2 separate regions of the Homo sapiens genome follow, and region 1 is linked to region 2. The links are chromatin contacts, found by Hi-C or POLR2A ChIA-PET in ENCODE. All regions are on one chromosome and are shown on one strand. The core of a region is the stretch at or near the end of the contact, and the rest is flanking DNA. Distances in the headings are between cores, read along the strand shown.

Region 1 (6,051 bases), core at 3,167-5,666, 820 kb after region 2:
ACCACATCTGGGGTGGGTGAGCTGGTTTTGCCCAGTGTGCCTGTCCCTAGCTTACAGCCCAAAGGCAAACCAGGGCTCCTGAAGATGCACATTGCAGTTCACAGAAGAGACCCCAAGAGAGGGTGAAGGGGTTGGGCGTGGTGGCTCACACCTGTAATCCCAGTATTTTGGGAGGCTGAGGTGGGCAGATCACTTGAGGTCAGGAGTTCAAGACCAGTCTGGGCAACATAGTGAAACCTCATCTCTACTAAAAATACAAAAATTAGCTAGGCATGGTAGCATGCACCTACAGTCCCACCTACTCAGGAGGCTGAGGCGGGAGAAGTCGTTTGAGCTTGGCAGGTGGAGGTTGCAGTGAGCCGAGATCGCACCACTGCACTCCAGCCTGGGCAAGACAGCGAGACTCCGTCTCAAAAATAAATAAATTAAATAAATAAATAAATAAATAAGGGCGAAGGGCTCAATGAAAGCCACCATCCCTCTTAGCAAACAGCTCAAAGCACGGTTTCTGTTAGCATGTGTTAACATGATGACTTTTGCTTATGAAGAAAATTGCATTTGAAGTTGCATGGTATCTCTCTCGCTCTGGAAATGACAACATTTTTTGAGTGGTTAAGGCACCTGACTCTACTGAACTTAGCTCTTGAAGAGAGCAGGGGGCCCTGCCACACGCTGGGCTGTCTTGTCGTTCCTAAGCTTCCAGAGAATATATTTTAGGTCTGTCTGTGGTATTACCTAATGCTGGTACTTCAGAGACAAATGAAAACTCAGCTTAGCTATCAAAGAGCCCTGAAGGGTGAGACAAGAGGGAGCTTCAGAATAGCACTTGACCACAACGCAAGAGGCAGATCCTGTCCCAGGGCTGCCGAGAATGATTTGGTCAGGTCTGGGGCCGGCTCTGCCTCGCTCATGTTCCTGGATGGGCACCTCTCTGCTCCCTTCTCCAGGAAGCCTGGAACAGCCTCCTGGCCTCCAGCAGGTACAGTGAGCAGGAGTCCTTCACCGTGGTTTTCCAGCCTTTCTTCTATGAGACCACCCCATCTCTACACTCGGTAAGTGGGGGCTGCATGGCGTATCAAGAGTGTGGTGGGGGCCGGGCATGGTGGCTCACTCCTGTAATCCCAGCACTTTGGGAGGCCGAGGTGGGTGGATTACTTGAGATCAGGAGTTGAAGACCAACCCAGCCAACATGGTGAAACCCTGTCTCTACTAAAAATACAAAAATTAGCCAGGCATGATGGTGGGCGCCTGTAATCCCAGCTACTCTGGAGGCTGAGGCATGAGAATCGCTTGAACCTGGGAGGCAGAGGCTTCAGTGAGCTGAGATCCTGCCACTGCACTCCAGCCTGGGCAGTAGAACGAGACTCAGTCTCAAAAAAAAAAAAAAAAAGTGTGAAGAGTGTGGTGGGGAGGAGGCCTGGGCCATACATCTGTTCCTGCCCCCTCTTCCACCTTACCCCAATAAGCCTCAGCCCAGTTCAGCTCTCCTGAACCCAGGATGCATAGTCTTAGGGGAAATACCCCCATATTATACTTTCCTGTACAATTTCCTCACAGGGTTGAACAGCCCCCATGAAATGTGCTGTTAGAGGCAGGGCAGCCCAGGGTGCATGGCCTAGCTTCCCCTCCTAGCTCTGGGGTGACCAGCTGTGTGACCTTGGACAAGGTGTTGAACTCTGTTCTGTAAAATCAGGGCCATTTAGTAACATGTTCTCTCTCTCGGTGGCCATCAGGGCCACATGAGTTAATACTTGGGGGGATGTAGAGTGGCATCCGGTGCTGGGGAAGTGCTCGCACCTCTTGGCCATTGTGGTTATTCCGAAGAGAATCTCCAGGGATGCCAGCTCTTGTCCCTCCCCCTGCACGCTCCTCTCCATCCATCTCTGGAAGGGAGGGGAATCTCAGTTGCCCTTGCCCGCTCCCCCAGGACACTGGGCAAGGGGCCACCCAGACCATGTAGCACTTGGTCCACACTTGCTGACCGAGGTCTCCGTAGCCTCAGTCCCGTGTCTGGGAACAGTCCCTCCCTCCAGGCTCCTGCCTGTTGGAATCCTTGTGCCATCTCCACACCACAAACAGTGTTTAAAGTGATGGTTTAAGAGGGTGAGGAGAAATATTAGCTCACGTTCCCTTCCTTCATCCTTCTACTCAGATCACACCTGAATCATTCCCTGCCACCCCCTCCTTCCACTGTTTAGTTCAGTGACAGAGAACCCCATGATGACATGGAGCTGCCTGACGTGCCACCTGCTCCTGCAGGCCCTGACCTCAGGGCCCTGACCCCAGACGGTGGTCCCATAAGTGCCCCTGTTATTGATGAGGGGCTGAGAGAAAAGGCCTGGACAGATCAGGCTGCCCCAACTCTATGCCAGAGAGAGCTTCAAAGTGTGTAGCAGGTCCGTTGCATTCCTGGGGAGACAAAAGGTCCCGCTGTCAACTGGTTCTCTTTTAGGAGGACCCCCGACTCCAGGATTCTACCACGCTGGCCTGGCATCTCTGGAATAGGATGGTGAGTAGATGGGGCCTGGGGTGGGGCCCACAGAGGAGGGGCAAGGTCTCCACCACCACTGAGCCCACCGTGCTGAGGAGGGGCTGCAGGGCGCCCCAGGATCCCAGGACAATGGTTCTGGGCCACCAGGGATGCTTCTGTCTCCCGGTGACGCCCCTCTCTGACTGCCTGAGACTTTGCCTCGCCACAGGTTCTGCGCTGCAGCCAGGCCAGTGAGCAGCAAAGGTCTCACAGGAGCCTCAGCCCTGGTTTCCCAGAGGTGGGGCCGTTTCTCAGAGTCTGTGTGGAAGACCTGCTTGAGTCAAGCACTGGGGAATGTGCTCCCCTCACCATTCCTGTCCAGCCTGCCCTCACACTTAGGCGGTGTTGTGCGGTTGTCAAGGCCCAAGGTGGTGCCTGGAACAAGCGTGGGCTGCAGCGTGATGAAGGCCTGGGTTGGAATGCTAAGCCCACCACTCACAAGCTCTGTGAACTCAGGTCTCAATGCTCTTTCTGCAAAATCCAGGTCAGCCCCTGGCCCAACATATCTAGCGCGCAGCTCGCTCCTGGCCTGTAGTAAGCACTCCACGTGGATTGGCCTTTTTACTGTAACTGTAACAGGATATCCCCAGATTCCAAAGGGCCCCCAGGGATATCTGGGATTAGTCAGGGGATGGAATGTGGCGTCGACGTCGAGGCTTTGAACCTTTTCAGGGCGTCAGACAGAGACCTGAATTTGCCATTTATTTTCTTCCCACCCAAGCTGCCTTATTTTTAGAATTCTAGTGACAGAAATTCATTTTTCTTCTTTTGTGGATCCGTCTCCACAACTGACATACTGTGTTGAGTACCAGGGACAGCTGCATTTCAGCACACATGAGCCAGTGTGAAACAGAGTGTAGGGAGGGAAGGGGCACGGCCTCCGACAGTCCCTGGCACTGGAAACCTACTGTCTGTCCTTTGAAGAAGGCATTTGAGTTCTCTGAACAGGGACGTCTCTCAGTGTGCCTGGCACTTGCGGGGACTATGTCCCCAGAAATCCACTTTGCTGCTGATCTCCCATGATGGGCAGAGAAGAGGAACCTGGCCCCTCCAGCAGGGACTGCTCTCCCAAGCCCTCTCTCAGGGAGAGGAGGGCTGATGATTCCAGCTCAGCCAAACCTCTCCTCTCCTGCCATCTTTCTCCCAACCAACAAAAGGACACCTGTGACATGGCTTGCCCTTGAAGGTACCACCATACCACCTTGTACCCTGCCCTTGTACCCTCCATGGTTCCAAGGGGGATACAAGAGACCCACCAAATGTGGCTTCTGTTCTCACCAGGCTTCAGGTGTAGCTGGGAAGGGCCAGACAGCCCAGAGGAACGAGAGTCAAAAGGGACTCAGCCAGCAGTGTTGTGCTGGGCCACGCACCAAGAAGCAATGTGAACAATGAGGCCGGGAGAGCCCATGAAGAGGGGATTTGAATGGGCTTTGTGAAATGTGTTGGAGGAGGTCACGGAGGGCGTTCCCAGGCAAAGGGACCTTTGTGAGCAAAGGGCATGGAGAGAAGAATGCGTCAGATGCAGCAGCAAGGGCAGGAAGAGGCCTGTCTGATAAGAGAAGAGATACGGAGATAAGGCTCCCAGCGTGAAAGGAGCCCTTGAGCACCAGACAGAGAAGCTGGAGAGGGCAGGTCCAGGGAGAGGGCTGGATTCCTATCCCTTTCTCCTTTCATCATGCTATTTGTCCTTGATATTGGTGGCAATAGCAATAATAACCACCTTTACAGAGCTGCCAGGTGATGGTCCCATGCATACAAATAAGGTACACCCCACGTACGGTCTCTTAAAACTACTCGAGGGTCAGAATGAGCACGTACACAGGAATGGAAGGTCTCACCCTCAAGGCCAAAGGCCTGCGACACAGAGAGTGTCACAAGGGCTTAGAAGAGGAGGAGGATGTGGCTTTCCTAGGTAAGCAGTGACCTCACTCTCTCCACACCCATACAAGTCCGGTTTCCCAGTGCCAGTGCAAACCCCAAGCTTCCTGCAGCCTCAGCCAGCAGGGACATGGGGGGCAGGGAGAGACAGGATAGGAGGGGGTTCCCCAAGCATCCCCAGTCCCTCGTTTCCTCACAAGCAAAATGCCAGACCATCCCACAGTTCCCGGATCGAGCACAGCTGCTGGAACACATCAGAAGCTCCTGCAGACCCGAATTCAGCCATGAGAAGCGACGGGTATAACAGGTTAGGGCGAAGGGCACTGGACAGGAGCCAGAAAACCCGGGCTCTGATTTCGGTCCCACTTTCGGTGGTTTCTTGAGGCAAGTCACACGGTCTTTCGGGGTGTCCATTTTCTCTACCTGCCAAAAAGGTCTAAGCACCCTTAGCCAGCACCCAAGGGTTTGTGAAAATATGGGAGGGCATTGGGCTCCTTCCTACCCTTGGTTTCGCTAATTGCATCCTCCAGGTGCGGGGAGGGCGGGAGTCTCTGCCACCACATCTGTGATTCTTTGCTGGGCTGGACTGGGACATCGAGGTGGAAGGCAGGTGTACCTGTTCTGTGTCTACCCTCGCAGACACACAGAGCCCAGGTGAGGGCTGCCCTCTGTGTGGGGAGCAGAGAGGGACTGGCAGAATCCCCATGATCACAGGGAGTCCAGGTCCATTACTCTGTCCTCAGACACCCCCGGACACAGCTGTAGGGAAGGAGGATAGCTCTCAGCTCTGCAGCCCACAAAGCCACATACCCAGACCACGTCAGCATCCTCCCTCCCTCCCTCATCCTCCAAGCCCTAGCATAGGTGAGCATTGAGGACCAGCAAAGGAAAAGCTCCACCCATCAGCATGGGAGGTGACAGCAGCCCCATCTAAACATGCCTGGAACTGTCCTGGCTGAGTGAGGCCTCCAGGCTGAAGCTTGCACTCCTGGTGCCAAGCCGAGGAGGATTTTGTGTCTGGGACACGGTTCATTCCCTAGGCCCTTTCTGCTGCTGCCGCAATAATTTCTGGTAATTCTTGTACATCAGTCGTTTTGAAGGGGACCCACCTTTAGGGAACTGATGTCCCTGGCCCTCTCAGCAATCACTGACCCCACCTTATGCCGAGTCTACACCAGGTGCCGAAGCCACAGGCAGAATAAGGAACTTGGGGATTGCTCACAGTCCAGGGAGGATTCTGCTGCTCGGAGAGGATTTTTAAGGTCATTGCCCTCACCCCTCCCACACTGCAGTTCATTCCTCGGTGGCAGGAAGCCGTGCTGGGGAGATGTGCAGAGTGGGGTGGAAGCCCAGACCAGCCCCGGTTGTCCCTGGAGTAAATAGCACATGTGCATTTATGGGACCCACAGTGTGGCAGGAGAAAGAGGCACACATGAGGAATTATTTGAAGTAACTGTGTCATTTCCATCCTTTCTGGGGATTGGGGATGCAGGAGAAGAAAGGGTCAGAGCCAGTGTAAAGGGAATGAATGGAAGCAAGGAGGATGGAGGGGACTCCTAAAGGGACATTTAGGACAAAGTTCTCAACGGAAATGGGTTTCTTGGGAAAATCTATGAATTTTCCTTCTTTGAGGCCCTTTAAAA
Region 2 (6,418 bases), core at 338-2,837:
ATAAATTACAAATAATGTTTGGTATAAGTATATCTCAAATATTCCATGGGACATATTTATATTTTAAAAGTACTTGATGCTTATCTGAAATTCACATCTAAGTGGCATGTCTGTCTTGTATTTTTATTTGCTAAATTTGGCAACCCACAAGGGGTGCCTCACTACTCCTGCACACCAGGGCCTTGGGGATTTTCCTTTGTCTGAGACCACAGTGAGAAACAGCCTCTTACCCCACACTTGCCCTGGGTCCTTGTGTGGGGCTCAGGGTTGTGTGGGGAGACAAGCTCTGTCCCTGATGGCCTTCCAGCTTCTGTCTCAGCCCAGCAGACGTCTAACCTGAGTTTCTATGGCCTTCCACATGCCAATGGCTCCCCACCTGGACAGGTGAATAGCTGCTGCCTCTGATCATGTGACCCAAGAATGGAGGGGACCAGGGCTCCCCTTCTCTAGCCAGCAGCATCTGCCAGGGTGTCATGTCCAGGCCCTTTAGATAGCCCAGGAGCCTGCAGCCCTCAGTCAGCAAGAGCTTACCCAGGGCAGCCTGGGCTAAGGGGTATGGAGGAAAAGGCACCTGCTCTGCCTTGGGTCTAGGCAACGAAGGTGTGGATATTTGTTGTTTGTTCAGTGGCCTACTGTTAGGAAACAGTAGCCCCACAGCTTTGCAGAGCCTGACAAAGGCAAGAAACTGTCACATGTCTGCCCTCATTTGTAGTTTTTTCTTGTTGTTGCTGTTGTTTTGAGAAGGAGTCTCACTCTGTCACCCAGGCTGGAGTGCAGTGGCATGATCTCAGCTCACTGCAACCTCCACTTCCTGGGTTCAAATGATTCTCCTGCCTCAGCCTCCCAAATAGCTGGGATTACAGGTGTGCACCACCATGCCCGGCTAATTTTTGTATTTTTAGTAGAGATAGGGCTTCACCATGTTGGCCAGGCTGGTCTTGAACTCCTGGTCTCAAGTGATCTACCCACCTCAGCCTCTCAAAGTGCTGGGATTACAGGTCTGAGCCACCGTGCCCAGCTAATTTTTGTTTTATTATTATTATTATTATTATTTTGGAGATGGAGTCTCACTCTGTTGCCCAGACTGGAGTGCAGTGGCATGATCTTAGCCCCCTTCAACCTCTGCATCCCAGGTTCAAGTGATTCTCCTGCCTCAGCCTCCCAAGTAGCTGGGATTACAGGTGTCCGCCACCACGCCTGGCTAATTTTTGTATTTTGGTAGAGGCAGGGTTTCACCCTGTTGACCAGGCTGGTCTTGAACTCCTGACCTCAAGTGATCTGCCCGCCTCTGCCTCCCAAAGTGCTGAGATTACAGTTGTGAGCCACCACGTCCGGCCATCTGCCCTTATTTAATCCTCACCATATTGTTGTCAGGTGAACAGGGATGGCGTTTTCAGCTGTTTCCTACCCCCTTTATGATGAGTGAACTGAGGCTGAGAGAGGTGAAGCTTTGCTCGTAGTCACATATCCTAACCCATGTGAACGTTGGGGCTTCAACCCTAGCTCAGAGAAAAGTGATCAAGGATGCTGAACTCCAAGGAGCCCGGGAGTTGTGCTCCAGATGAAGTTCCTCCACTTTCACAGTAGGGGGCGAGCCTGAAGCTTTGCTTGAAGAACTGGGATGAAAAGTCCACAGTCCTGCCCTGGCCACAGGCAAAAGACAAGGCTGGCAGCTCCCACTGTGGCGCTGGGAGAGCTTCCTCTCTCTACTCCGGCCCACACATGGAGTGGGCTGTGGAGTCCTGATGAGAACCTGCTGGGGCAGCAGGTCAGGGCGCTGCACATACTCTGGGTGGGGAGGAAACCTGCAATAACCGAGAAGGCGGCTCCAGAAGCTCAGGGACCTCTCAGTTCCCCGGAGGGAACCAAGGCTTTAGTGCTGGGCACAGAGTGGGTCAGCCACACCAGAGTCTCTGTGAATGTTAAGCCAGACTTTGGAGAAGGGAGACACAGAGGTGGGTGTGGCAGAGACTGCAGATGTAAAGAGTTCTATGTGTTTATTCCACAAATATTTTCTGAGCATCCACTGTGTGCCAGACACTGTTGTAGACATCAGGGATACAGCAGTGAATAAAGCAAATATGTGCATACAGGTGTCTCATAGACAACTCGCTTGTGAGTCAGCTCATTTGTGAGTTGATTCTTTTGACCCCAGGCAATGTAATGCAAAATTCAGCCCCCTTAGCAGCTTCCAGAAAACGGTTTTTCCCCACCAAACATGGCAGGGCAGAGGGTTTTACTGAAGATTTACTGGGTCATAATGAGAGGCTGCAGTTGCTTCTCTTGTGCCACCCCCTCTGTGAATGTCAGGGTACATGACCCTTCTCCCAGCTCTCCTGACATGCAGCCAAGCTGGGGGCTCACCGCCCTCCCTCCACCTCCTGCACCCAGGCTCCCTGCCTGGCTAGCCTTTCTCCAGCAGTTTTCTCACAGACATTTAGTCTTGGGAGGGGAGGCTTTTGTCCCATTCCTGTGTCACTGTTTGGCCCTGAAGGACACAGCCTCTTTCCCCAGGGCCCCTCCTTTCTGAAATGGGGATGTTGTCCCTATGCCATTCCTACTTCTCAGAATTATTCCAGGGTGAGATGAGCTCATATCTGAGAAGGGTTACACTCAGAACTCTCTAGCACCTCGGGTCATGGCAACTGGAGACAGCATCTTGCTCTGAACCAGGCCCCAGCGTCCTACAGATGGGTGACCTGGTGTCATTATGGGAGTAAATATTGAGCTGCTCTCCTTTTATTTTGGATTGGGTATAATTTAGTACCCTGTTCTCACTCTTTTATTAATAAAATAAAACAATAAACACATACTACCATCAAAAGAACACTCACAGCCTGTGTTTATGTGTTTATGTTGTGTCTGTGTCTAAGAAGCTGCAACTGCTATGTCAATTTTTAACAAAATGAGTTTTCACTCAGTGCTGGGGGGTATGATAATTCAAAACAAAAAGGGAGGGCAGATTCTTCCACTGTGTCTTTTAGTTTTTGCTTTTTTACTCTTTTCCTTTTTCTTTCTTTTTTTTTTTTCTGTTAAAACAGAGACATTGGCCTAAGGCCTAGGCACAGAAACTAAGAGTGCCTGTGTTCACTCGGGAAAGATTCCACAGGGGAATCAGGCCCATGCCCCTCCCGTCTCCTGTTCCCAGGGGCTTTGTTTCCTGCTCTCCTCTGCCCTTTCTGAAAAGGACCCCACAGGTGATCTGAACCCCCTGAATATGGTGCCTGGGGAGAGGAATGTGGGCATGAGGAAAGTAAGGAATGAGGAGGAGAGGAGAAATAGAACAATAAGAGAGAATAATCAGCATAAACTTTGTGATCTCAGGGCCAGGGATGAGAGAAACAATGGTCATTTATACATTTTAATCATGAGTTCAGTCTTGTGGCTGAAAGTAACAGAAACAAAATTCTAATTAGCTTGAGCCCCAAAGATGAAGGTGTTGGCTTACATAAACTACTGTGGAGACAGGGATAAAACAAATGGCTTCAAGGAGTGGACATCCTTGGGACGTCCCCTCCCCTCAGGATGTTGATTTATCCACCTGCTCTCAAGGCTGTGAGGCTCTGTGTGCCCATCCTCACAGCCCCATGGCCAGAGAGGAAAGCACTCTTTCACACCAGCTCCGGCTAGAGGACAGCAAACAGCAGCATACCAGTGTGCAGTCGTCACAGTTCAAAAATGTTACACTTTGTTCTTTTCCAGTACTGATGAAGGAATGGAAAATGGAGACCCTAATGCTGTGATACACTATTGGAGGGAACATAAATTGTCCCAGTCCCTTTGGAGGGAAATTTGGCAGTATCTATTATAATTTGAAATGTGGTTACCATGGATCTCATGATGCCATGTCTCAAAATCCAGACCAGTAACTCTCATGTATGTGCACAAGGAAACACAGGCCAGGGTGTTATGTGAAGAATTATTTGTAATGCAAAATTAGGAATAACATAAGTGTCCATCTTTAAACCATGATATATTTTATACTCTGAAAACCTGGAAACTATTAAAAAGAATGAAGTATGTACTGACATAAACCCCTAAGACATCTTGGTAAATGAAAAATGTAATTTGCAGTATATAGATACAATATGGTATCACTCAAGCATAAACCAAAACCAAAACAAAACCTTGAAATAATAATATATATTTATATATGTTTATAACATATTTCTAAATATATGAAAATGCATAGAAAAGGTCTAGATTCACTAAATTACCTTGGTTATCTCTGGTGAAGCTAAGATTAGGTGTTGAGATTGAAGGAGACTGTCAGGTTTAAACTTTTTCAGTGATAACGTATTCAGGTATAATTTATGTATTTAAAATTAATTTTAAAACTTTTAAAGGAAAAAGCTATGGAAGGAAAGGCATTCTGATTTGTTCAACCCAGACCATATGACTCTTCCTAGACCAATCACTGTGGCCAAGGGGCTCCTAGGGTTCAGTGACTGGCCCAACCTGGGTTTCACACTCATTCCTGTGAACACTGGAGCAATACACAATAATTGGCACAATAATTGGCAGCTCCTTCCATAATTACAGCTGAATTGGTGAAGGAGGATTTCCCCCAAAGAAGGGAGGTGCTGTTCTGGGCAGACAAAACAATAAGTCTTCTCGATAGTGGGCTTTATCATCTTCATGGGTTTAAGTATGTGTCATCCAAGGCTGAAATACTTCGTTCAATACAGTTCTGTTACAATATATAGGATAAAAATTTGTTCTGCGCCAGGTGCGATGGCTCATGCTTGCAATCCCAGCAATTTGGGAGGCTGAGGTGGGTGGATCATTTAAGGCCAGGAGTTTGAGACCAGCCTAGCCAACATGGCGAACCCCATCTCTACTAAAAAATACAAAAAAATTAGCTGTGTGTGGTGGCGCATGGCTATAATCCCAGCTACTTGGGTGGCTGAGGCACGAAAATCACTTGAACCTGGGAAGTAGAGGTTGCAGTGAGCTGAGATTGCACCACTGTACTCCAGCCTAGGTGACAGAGTGAGACTCTACCTCAAAGAAAAAAAAAAAAAGAATTTGTTCTGCTCATTGCTATATCCCTAGAACCCAGGAAAGTTCTGGGTATATAGTAGATGCTCAGTGTAATAGACACTAGTCAAATGGCAACAGCACTACTATAGCCTATGATTTTTTTGTTTTTGTTTTTGTTTTTGTTTTTTGAGATGGAGTCTCGCTCTGTTGCCCAGGCTGGAGTGCGATGGCACAATCTCAGCTCACTGCCACCTCAGCTTCCTGGGTTCAAGTGATTCTCCTGCCTCAGCCTCCCGAGTAGCTGGGATTACAGGCATGCCCCACCATGCCTGGCTAATTTTTGTATTTTTAGTAGAGACAAGGTTTCGCCATGTTGGCCAGGCTGGTCTGGAACTCCTGACCTCAGGTGATCTGCCTGCCTCTGCCTCCCAAAGTGCTAGGACTACAGGCGTGAGCCACCGCACCCGGCTGCCTATGGAAATGCCTTATTCTGGAAACTATGACTATGAAGAGAACTATGACTCCTCCCTCAATGCTCTCAGCAGAGGCAGAGGGGAGAAAGGAAGAGGAAGTCAGACTGACAGCTCCGTTTTCCTCCCAAGGCCAATGTTCAAGTCAGATCAGGGAGTGACCATGACGCACGCCTGGGACAGCTTGACAATGATCTGGCCATGGCATGGGGTTGGGCAGGAGGAGTTGGCCCAGTTACTTTTGATTAAGTGGGGCTTCCTTCTGTGTGTTACAGCCTCATAGGTCGCTGTGGGGATGGGGCCACGACGGAAGAGAAGGTGGTAAAAAGGGCGAGTTGCCTAAGGTGAGTGACCCTTGGGTGGGTCTCCTAACTCATCTGAATCCTTTCCTCTCTGCAAAGTGAGGATATTATTATTATTATTATCATTATTATTATTTTGAGACAGAGTCTTGCTCTGTTGCACAGGCTGGAGTGCAGTGGCATGATCTCAGCTCACTGCAGCCTCTGCTTCCTGGGTTCAAGCAATTCTCCTGCCTCAGCCTCCTGAGTAGCTGGGAGGCGTATGCCACCATGCCTGGCTAATTTTTGTATTTTTAATAGAGATGTGGTTTTGCCATGTTGTCCAGGCTGGTCTCGAACTCCTGAACTCAGGTGATCTGCCTACGGCCTCCCAAAGTGGAGGATATTATTTTTAAAAAAATCTATTCCCCAGTGACCATGTCTCTCTACTATCCATTATGTCGTTGTTGTGGAAGCATCAGTTGAAACCCAGAGAGAGCTAATTTTTCTAAGGGAGCCCACCGTAGAGAAGGAAGAGCAGAATCCCAAGGCCTGAGCATTGGGGGTTCCCACAGCAGGGAAGGAAGGGCTTGTAAAGGGCACAGTAAAGGAAGAAGGGGTGACCCGAGGGGAAGAACAACAGGGAACTTGAGGCCAGGAAGGCCAAGGATGCAGAGGGTTCCA

Evidence for each region. A loop is a pair of places that touch in the nucleus more often than their neighbours do. ChIA-PET counts read pairs that join two places held with the same protein, here RNA polymerase II (POLR2A). Pooled maps may share reads with other maps.
Region 1: a pooled map shows a loop between it and region 2 (2.4-fold over the local background). The contact joins two enhancer-like sites. A Hi-C loop is called at or near these places in 1 of 50 pooled maps. POLR2A ChIA-PET finds 5 or more read pairs at or near these places in 2 of 52 experiments (PC-9 and activated CD4-positive, alpha-beta memory T cell).

The regions. Positions count from the first base shown.
Region 1 is chr2:28,540,760-28,546,810 of GRCh38, forward strand. PLB1 (phospholipase B1) reads left to right here. Exons shown (of 58, transcript NM_153021.5): 13 at 948-1,052; 14 at 2,453-2,509. Among named protein-coding and RNA genes, the nearest start is that of PLB1, 48 kb to the left of the region's middle. RefSeq lists an enhancer at 4,783-5,282. Within about 2 kb of position 4,417, at least 8 of the 41 ENCODE cell types and tissues checked have a DNase peak (open chromatin) inside an H3K27ac peak, as active enhancers do; they include PC-9, where a contact is called at or near this core.
Region 2 is chr2:27,721,889-27,728,306 of GRCh38, forward strand. All of the region lies in intron 2 of LOC105374378 (a long non-coding RNA gene), which reads left to right. Among named protein-coding and RNA genes, the nearest start is that of LINC01460, 9.4 kb to the left of the region's middle. Within about 2 kb of position 1,588, at least 20 of the 41 ENCODE cell types and tissues checked have a DNase peak (open chromatin) inside an H3K27ac peak, as active enhancers do; they include PC-9, where a contact is called at or near this core.